Linked DNA regions of Homo sapiens: region 2 is linked to region 1. The links are chromatin loops, found by intact Hi-C in ENCODE. Cell type or tissue: PC-9. All regions are shown on one strand. Each heading gives the region's core, and the rest is flanking DNA. Links, peaks and the distances in the headings are about the cores only. Region 1 overlaps RDUR (RIG-I dependent antiviral response regulator RNA). Region 2 holds the start of LOC101929411 (a long non-coding RNA gene).

The links. A loop is a pair of places that touch in the nucleus more often than their neighbours do. Peaks named below come from ENCODE experiments on the same cell type or tissue, not always from the same donor. Only the 100,000 strongest peaks of a DNase experiment are listed, where the experiment ranks them.
Region 2: it touches region 1 in a loop (10-fold over the local background); 1 of 110 quality-filtered maps calls a loop at or near these places.

Annotation. Positions count from the first base shown.
Region 1 is chr3:101,982,186-101,986,589 of GRCh38, reverse strand. The region is part of intron 2 of RDUR (RIG-I dependent antiviral response regulator RNA); the gene reads right to left. Among named protein-coding and RNA genes, the nearest start is that of RDUR, 44 kb to the right of the region's middle. In PC-9, for the core only: no CTCF peak of the experiment used is centred there; a DNase peak (open chromatin) is centred at 1,949; H3K27ac peaks cover 634 bases.
Region 2 is chr3:102,161,598-102,166,001 of GRCh38, reverse strand. It overlaps LOC101929411 (a long non-coding RNA gene), which reads right to left and starts at 2,297. Exons shown (of 2, transcript NR_135549.1): 1 at 2,027-2,297; 2 at 1,131-1,328. In PC-9, for the core only: no CTCF peak of the experiment used is centred there; DNase peaks (open chromatin) are centred at 421, 2,181, 2,501 and 2,811; H3K4me3 peaks cover 538 bases; H3K27ac peaks cover 3,792 bases.

The sequences.
Region 1 (4,404 bases), core at 328-4,327:
ATTACACTTTAAGTTTTAGGGTACATGTGCACATTGTGCAGGTTAGTTACATATGTATACATGTGCCATGCTGGTGCGCTGCACCCACTCAAAAATATTTTTTAATTGCATCTGTACTGAACATGTACACTTTTTCTTGTCATTATTCTCTAAACAACACAGTATGACAACTATTTACTTAGCATTTATATCATATTAAGTACTGTAAGCAACCAGAGAGATTTAAAGTATGTGGGAAGATGTGTACAGGTTATATGCTAATATTATGCCATTTTATACTGGGGCATTGAGCATTCATGGATTTTGGTATCCAAGGGAGGTCCAGGAACAAATCCCCCATGGATACCAAGGGATGACAATACTTATCTGCCCAAATTTTTCTAGCTCCTGTTTTTCTCTGTCAAAAGTCAACTTTCCCACACTTCTAGATTGTATTCTCTGGACTCTTTGGGAAGCTGCTTCGGAAGCCACAGCTCATGCGTAGCCTGTGTGATACAATATACAAATCTCAAAGTGGTGGAAGAAGCCGGAGACTCCAGGCAAGAAACTGGTCTGTCTCAGGTGCTAGACACTCATGGACCTGTCATGAGGTTGTGTCATGAGGCGCAGCAGCAGCAGCTAAGGCAGAGCAAATGGGTGGAAGAGGTTAAGGTTCTAGAGACAGATCAGCCAAGAGAATCTGCAGAACTGTATATGTTCAATATGCCTTCTACTCTTCTAGCCAAACAGCCCAGCCATAATGTTTGCCCACTGGAGCTTTCGGTTCTTGAATTATATTGTGATTGTGAAGGTTAATTAAGTATGTGTGTGTGTGTGTGTGTGTGTGTGTGTGTGTGTGTGTGTGTTGTCTCCCCAATTAAATTATAAGCTCATTAATAGCAGGTACCAAGCCTACATTCCCACGTATACCCATCTCTCAACTAGCATAGTATGAATGCATAAATGTCATCCCATCAGTAGTTGTTTGGTGAGGGAAAGACTGGAATATCCTAGAGAACAGTGGATCTAAGAGTCACTTTAGCCCAAGTGTACACAAGAATGGCCCCTTTTGGCTCCACAAAAGTATAGTTTGCACTTTGGAAAAAATCCTAAAGGACACCTAAATCATTCCCTCATCTCATCCTGTGTTTTCATTTCCTGAACAGTGAAAAATTAAAATGATATAGGTTCCAAAACTACTCAGAATAAATTGGCTCTTGTTTTTTTAAAAAGAGAGAAAATGAACTCTTTTTCTATCCAAGAGGAAATTAATAAGAATTAGGTGTTTGTTCATCATTCAAATTTTACCTTTTTCTGTAAACAAATATATATTTCGATTCAAAACCATGCAACATGATAAAACGGTTAAGACCACAGACTCTGGAGATAGTCTCTGGTTCAAATCTCAGCTCAGCCACTTACCAGCTGTTAAGAGTAACTTAACTTCTCTGTGCTGTCATTTACTCACAGATAAAATGAAGGTAACAGCACCTACCACAAAGGGTTATTATGAACATAAAATGAATAGGCATATGTAATGCCTGAAACATGGCAAGCCGTATATTAAATGTTTGCTTAATAAATAAACGAGGTAATGGGACTTGAAAAGGAAAGACAGAAACAAGCAAAATTATATACTGTTAAGAACTAGAAGGGTTTTTGGAAGGCAGCTATTCTAACTTTCTTTTGTATTCCTTACTTGATATCTCTCTGTCTTTAAGGATTATTACTAATTCCTTCCCCTACAATATTGCAGCACTTGACTTGTATATAAATCTCCTTGTTCTGGTTGGTTTAATATGTGATTGCAAATTCTTTGAGACCAGAGACTCTAATAGTAAATAGCACATTCCTGATCATATATAAGTGTGGAAATTCTAGTGAATAAATAAAGCAAAAGGTATGAAGAGGTGGAGTTAAGAAGCTCAGCTTAAGTTTAAAAAGTAAGTTACTAACTAGATAATATCTAGCCTGCACTCCAAGAAAAGCATTTTATTGACTCATTGAAAAATATGTGCGTCCCACCCAACAGGCTGATCTTTTTATTTCCCCATTCTTCTGTCACCACAGCAGGTGTGGCTTATCATTCTGGACTCATCTTGACTGTTCTATTTGCCCGGTTACCTCTGCTTCTTTCTCTCTGTCTCTTAGAACTCACCTCACTGGGTCCTTACCACCTGGCTCTATTTCCTAGCTTTACGGCTGCTCTAGAGAGATCACAGAATGGCCCAGGGCAAACCCCAAACCAAACACGTTCCAGCTTTTATTGCAACTAACATTTTGCTATCCCTAACCAAAGACCTGGAAGTGTCTCTTCCAAAGGAGGAGATGTACCTTGGGGGTCACATACTGGCCCCATTACTACTTTCTGCAGTTCCTTCCATGGTATTCCTCATCACCACAACCCCTACCCAGTTAACCACTTAAGGATCCAAATATAAAATTATAAATGTAATATGAGGATGTTTCAATACACCACCTTTATAAAGAGATCACTTACTCAATTCCATTTGGGTTGACCTAATATCTGTAGCCATTGGGCCACATCAGCCTTAGAAAGAAATCATGGTGCCATGTTTCATACAGAGGCATTTTATTTCAAACCCACCCCCAAGTTTGCCTGGAACTTAAATCCTATCAGATTCTGTATCTTCTCTAGAGTTCTGGGTTTCAACATTCTATTGTGTATGGATTTGTACCATGGGTTGGAAGAAGAGGGAAACCTTTTCTCATCCACTGTGATATTTGCTATATCAAAGGAAGCTAATAGGAGGACGTCTTCCAGAGAAGAGCTTTGAACTAAGCCTCTGAGATATGCATTTATCATGACTTTCTGGAAGAATATGATGAGCAACTTTCTCAAAGCAAAGTGCACATCTTACTAGAGAACATGGGATTAGGGAAGATGAATTTCTACTCTCTTGTTCACTATACCCTGTGTCCGTAGGATTTCCTGCTAAAATATTTGTGATAACTTAACCTCAATGCACAGGTTAGGCAATTGGACCACTAGGTCCTTTGAGAATATAAAATATAATAAAATTTTAGAGGGACCTTAAGATGGTGGATTCTAATTTTTGGACTTAAAGTAAGGAAACATGACCAAGAAAGGTAAAATTAGATGGTCACAAAGCTCATTAAAATCAGAATTTAGGATTTGAATCCAGACCTCCTAATTATATTGACACTGGGTTCTAGTGCAATGATACATAGTAATAAAAGTAACCTGAGAAATTATAACATTTTATAAACTATTAACACAACCAATCAATGCTTAATAGCAACAATGTTTATTATTTTATTACAAATTATTCTCTGTGTAACTCTAGTGTGTTAAACTCTTTGGACAATCAGACAAGGCTCAGGTGTGTCTGAGCTAACAGGAACAATTAACAGTTTGTTTATTCTTTCCTTCCCATGAGTTGCATTTTATAAACTTATAACAAGGTTAATCATACTACAGAGAAGAGGTGAGTTTGTATCTTGCCTTCCCTGGGCAATATAACAAACCTTATAAGTGGGGAGCTAAATGATAAGAACTCATCGACATAAAGAAGGAAACAATAGACACTGGGGTTTACTTGAGGGTGGAAGGTGGGAGGAGGGAGAGAAGCACAAAAAATAACTATTGGGAACTAGGTTTAATACCTGGGTGATGAAATAACCTGTACAGCAAACCCCTGTGACACGAATTTACCTATATAACAAACCTTCATGTGTACTCCTGAACCTAAAATAAGAATTTTTTTAAACTGCATCAGTGACACATAAAGATAGAAAACCAATTAAAATGCTGGCATACTTTTACATACATTGGATGATTATAGGTAGCCACAGAGATGAGATTCCCAGGTATAAAGGGACATGTTGTTTAAGTGGGAATGTTCCTGGCATTTTTCCTGCCTTTTCCCATTTACATGGGGTCCTGGCTTCTGCCAACCCTGCGCTCGGAGAATCTCTCTGCCATAGCCAGACTCACCCTGTCTTTTGTAATACAGAATCAGAAGGAAATGGTGAGGGAGATTCAACACAAAGGACGCAGGAAAAGTTCTCCAGCGTTGGAAAAGAGAAGCACCACAAGGTGCAAAAGAAGAGGATGAGAAATGAAAGAGAACAGTAAGAGGGGTGGCTCTGAGCGGTGTATCTTCTTCCAGAACTTAAGAAATACAAATTCAGTATTTGTATTTAAGTAATTCTAAAGTATTTTAGAATTAGTTCTTGCTTGCTGGACTATGTTTTATTAATCAAGCATCACTCTGAAGTAAAGCCATGTGGGCAATTATGAGAAATATAGTTTAAGTTATCTTCAGTTTTAAATTCTCTTAAATTTATATTCTATTTTTATTGTTCCTGCCTTTGCTTTTTGAGAAAATGGTCCTTTTATTAACACATAAAAGTTCTAGATCTTATTGTATAATAGCTTGT
Region 2 (4,404 bases), core at 157-4,156, 180 kb before region 1:
AGTAAATTTACCAAGACCTCAACCTACAAGGTCAACATTTAAATATCAATGGTATTTCCATACACTAATAATAAACTATATTGGAAAGTGAAATTTTTAAAAAATATCATATAGAGCAGCTCCAAAAAACAAACAAAAAATTTTAACTAATACTTAAATATAAGTATTTTCTACCCCCCTCCCTAATGGGTATTATCAGGTCGTGGGTCTCCCCCCATTTTACCGTCATGAAACAGGATCCTCCACCCCTGCCAAGTCCTAGGTTATACTTTATACATAAATAAAATATGCAATTCTGATGCACACACTTGGTGATGGCAGAAATCTGTGGAAAGGAAGTTCATAGTTGGTTTGGCAGAGCAAAAACACAAACTACAGACGGCAATAGATTCATGATTCAAGCCAATTAATTCAGAGGAAAGAGCATTTTAGAGTCATAGGTGACCACAAGAATGTAAGGACTCTGGTAACAGAAAATCTTGAAGTGGTGGCATTTGGATTTTCACATGGCATGAAATGAAGATTTGACAAAATTCTACATCTAGAGTAACCATCTGACTCAGCAATGACACCTATGTACTGCCACATTAATTAGGAGAACCTTCCAAATATGTCAAAGGGGATGCTGTCTCCTCCAGAACAAAAACAAAAAGATTTCTCTGGCTTCAGTTGTGTTTAGAGATTTTTTTTTTTTTTTTTTTTTTTTTTTTTTGAGACGGAGTCTCGCTCTGTCATCCAGGCTGGAGGGCAGTGGCGCGATCTCGGCTCACTGCAAGCTCCGCCTCCCTGGTTCACGCCATTCTCCTGCCTCAGCCTCCCAAGTAGCTGGGACTACAGGCGCCCGCCACCACGCCTGCTAATTTTTTGTATTTTTAGTAGAGACGGGGTTTCACCGTGTTAGCCAGGATGGTCTCGATATCCTGACCTGTGATCCGCCCGCCTTGGCCTTCCAAAGTGCTGAGATTACAGGCGTGAGCCACCGGGCCGGGCCTAGAGATTATTTTTATTCTCCTCTAGGTTCTGTGGCCACTAACAACTAGCTAGTGGTTTTGGGAAATTTTCTGGTGCCAGTTTATTAATACTTTCTAAATAGTGAAGCCTTGATTAAAACAACTTTAAAAATACTTTTATTATTCATGTTCCACCAGGAAGCAAAATTTTATTTTTATGTCAATATGTGCCACTAGCATTAAAAGAAAGATTGTTGAGTTGGTTTGATTGATTGATTATTCCAAAGGGTGGTAATACTTCTGCGAGCAGTGGGAAGTATGTCCTGTGGATCCACCCTAATGAGGTTCTGTGAATGTGACTGTGACCCTTGCCTTGCTCTGCAATGGAGAAAAATAATCATTATTCAGAAAGAAAAAATAACAAAACTTGCAATTGTATATTATGAAAAGTAATTGCAGCCTTTCTTGAACATTAAACAAAGGATACCCTTTTTAACACTTTTGAGTCAATGTTTTCTTTTCCTTCATAGGACAGCATGCATATGAGTAAAATAAGATCATGTAGGACATGGCAAATCTAATTAATATGGCTATACTCTCATCCGTCTATTTAATCTGTACAGCTATTTCATAATATAGGTTAATTTGCTAAATATAATATAACCTGTAATTTGTAAATCTATTGCCTAGAAATGAAAAGTGGTACCATATAAAGTGTGAATTAAGCAAAATGTATCTTTAATTCTATTCCACATTGCCTATCTATGATTTTCCCCCACCCCCCATCCCCATATCCTTCATCTAGACCTGTACTATCCAATAATGGAGCCATTAGCCACATTTGGCTATTGACATTTTAATTTATATTAATTAAAATTAAATAAAATTTAAAGTTCCAGTTCCTCAGTCACACCAGCCACATTTCAAGTCCTCTATAGTCACATGTGGCTAATAACTACTATATTGAACAGCCCAGCTATAGAACATTTTCATCATTGCAGGAAGTGCTAATGGACAGAGTTGCTCCAGACTCTGAGTCCTTCTGCTATCCCGTCTCTGGCCAGGATTCTACCTACCCTGGGCACGCCTTCCCAAGTGTCTTCAGATTTTTCTTCCTTCCACTAATCTTACCCTCATAACTTCCCTGAGCCTTCTCACGACGTCCCATAAAAAGCACAATTTTGTAATTCCTTCCTTGAGGACCTTTCTCTCAACTTAAATGACTTGATAAACTGGTTCATGCTTAGGCAATTTGTGAATGCTCAGAGTTCATGTGTTCTCTCTCCAAAATAACACATTGGTATTTTAGCTGAAAGCTTCTGGAGACATTATGCATTTACAGAAAGGGTTAACTCTCAAAGTGGTGGCTTTAGGCACCATGGTAGCCTAGAACCTTGGTGAACAAACCTTAGAATGCAAGTGCCTTTAGAGCACCTTTCAAATTACATTATCCTGGTGGCCTGTTCACCCACATTGGCCTTGGGCCACTATGCTGATTTGTCTCCTAGGAATGCCAGAATACCCCTCATTGTTACCACAGAGGCATAATATTTATGCATCTGACATGACGTTTATGAATAGTAGGTCAAAAGAAATATGTTTGTTTTTCTTGTAACTGTGAAAGTTGTTAGAGTTCAGGATAGGGTTTTGGTATCAGAATCCATTTACTCTGTTCATTCTGGGCTCCCTGCCAAAGTATCACACAAACAACAGTTAATAGCAAAATAAGAGATAATATAAGCCCCTTAGTAATAGCTTGACAAATGTTTCCTTCTCCCCCAGTATAATGCTTTGATCAAAACTGAACTAGAAAATGCAGCTTAGACCAAGAGATATGAAAAACAAACAAAAAGGCTTCTTACTCCCTAAGTAAGAGATGATTGGGTAAGCAGACAAACTCTAGTTTGCCCTGTGGTTCATTCACTGGGTTAGAAAGAGGCTGCTGTGCCTCAGGGGACAGCCCTCCCTTGCCTGCTTTCCACATACAACAAGAAAGACAAGAAATAATCCTTCTTCCTCAGAGGGCCCTGGCTCTTTAACATGCTCAATAAAAAAGGTAAAGAAGAAAAAGAAGATAGCCAGGCCAGCCTCAGAAGAAAGTCAAGTGCTGTGTCCAGTGTTCCACATCTGGGCTCAGCTGGTTGCTTCCTCATGGTGTCATTTAACTTACTTTCTATATGTAGAAATTTTATATAACTAAGCTTCCATTTTTACAAGAAAAATATTCATATCAATGGCATCTCTCCAATGTTTTGTTTGCTTATTTGGGGATTTTAATTATTTTTTTGTTGTTCTTTGAAGTAATCCATGCACATAGTCCTCATAGTGAAGTAGTACTAAAAGGTTTGTTTTAAAAAGAAGCAGTCCCCTCTCCTCTCCCTACCCCTCCCGGAAGCTACACTTTCATCTCTTTTTAGCTATTCCTTCTGGTTGTCACTGAATATTACAATATTCTGGTACTTACTGAATATTATTTTTAAGACATTTTGTTATGGAAAATTTCAAACACATGCAAAAGTTAGAGAGCAGCATGATGAACCCACCTTATGTACTCATCACTTAGTTTCAGTTATTATCAACACATAGTCAATCCCATGTTATCTATACAGCTACCCATTTACTCACCAACCTCAAAGGTATTATTTTGAAGCAATACAAGACAGCATATCATTTTAACCAAGAATATACCATTCATTGTATATCACTAAAGGAATAGGTCTCTTTTCAAATACATCTAATTCCAATTATCTCATAATTCTTCCTTACAGTTGGTTTATACAAATTAGTGGGCATGATGCATTTTTTGCTACGTCATTTAAATCTCCTTTTTTAAAAAAAAAAAATCTATAGTCTTAGTTCTCAACTGGGGCAATTTTGTTCCCAGAAGACATTTAGCAATGTCTGGAGATGTTTTTCGTTGTCATAACTTGGTTGAGGAGAAAGGGGGAGAGTTTCAATGGCAGGTAGTGCATAGGGGCCGGGATGCTGCTAAAAGCTCCAAAACACCAGGACAGCCCCCAACAACAAAGAATCATCTGGCACAATATATATAACAGGATTCTATTCCCTGCCTCCTCCTCTTATTTCTTGAAGGAACCAGGTCATTTGACCCCTAGAGTTTATCACATTCTGGATTTTGCTGAAGGCTTCCCCGTTTTGCCTTGGAACATGTTTCTCATTCCCCATACTTTCCGTAAGTTATGAATAAAGACAGAACACATGAAAGTACTAAGCCAATAGAGAATATTGAAACATCAAAATTTCCGTGTGAAAATGTGAATCAAGTGGTTGAGTCATAGGAGGGCCTACGGGTTTTTTATTTTTATTTTTTTTTTGAGAGTTCATCCCTCTTGCTTTTGCAAGAACAAGGACATTGAGGCCTGGGGAGGTAACAGGAGTTGGCTAAGTTCAAAATCAAATTTCCTGAGTCTCTGCCTCTTTGAAATTTGAGATA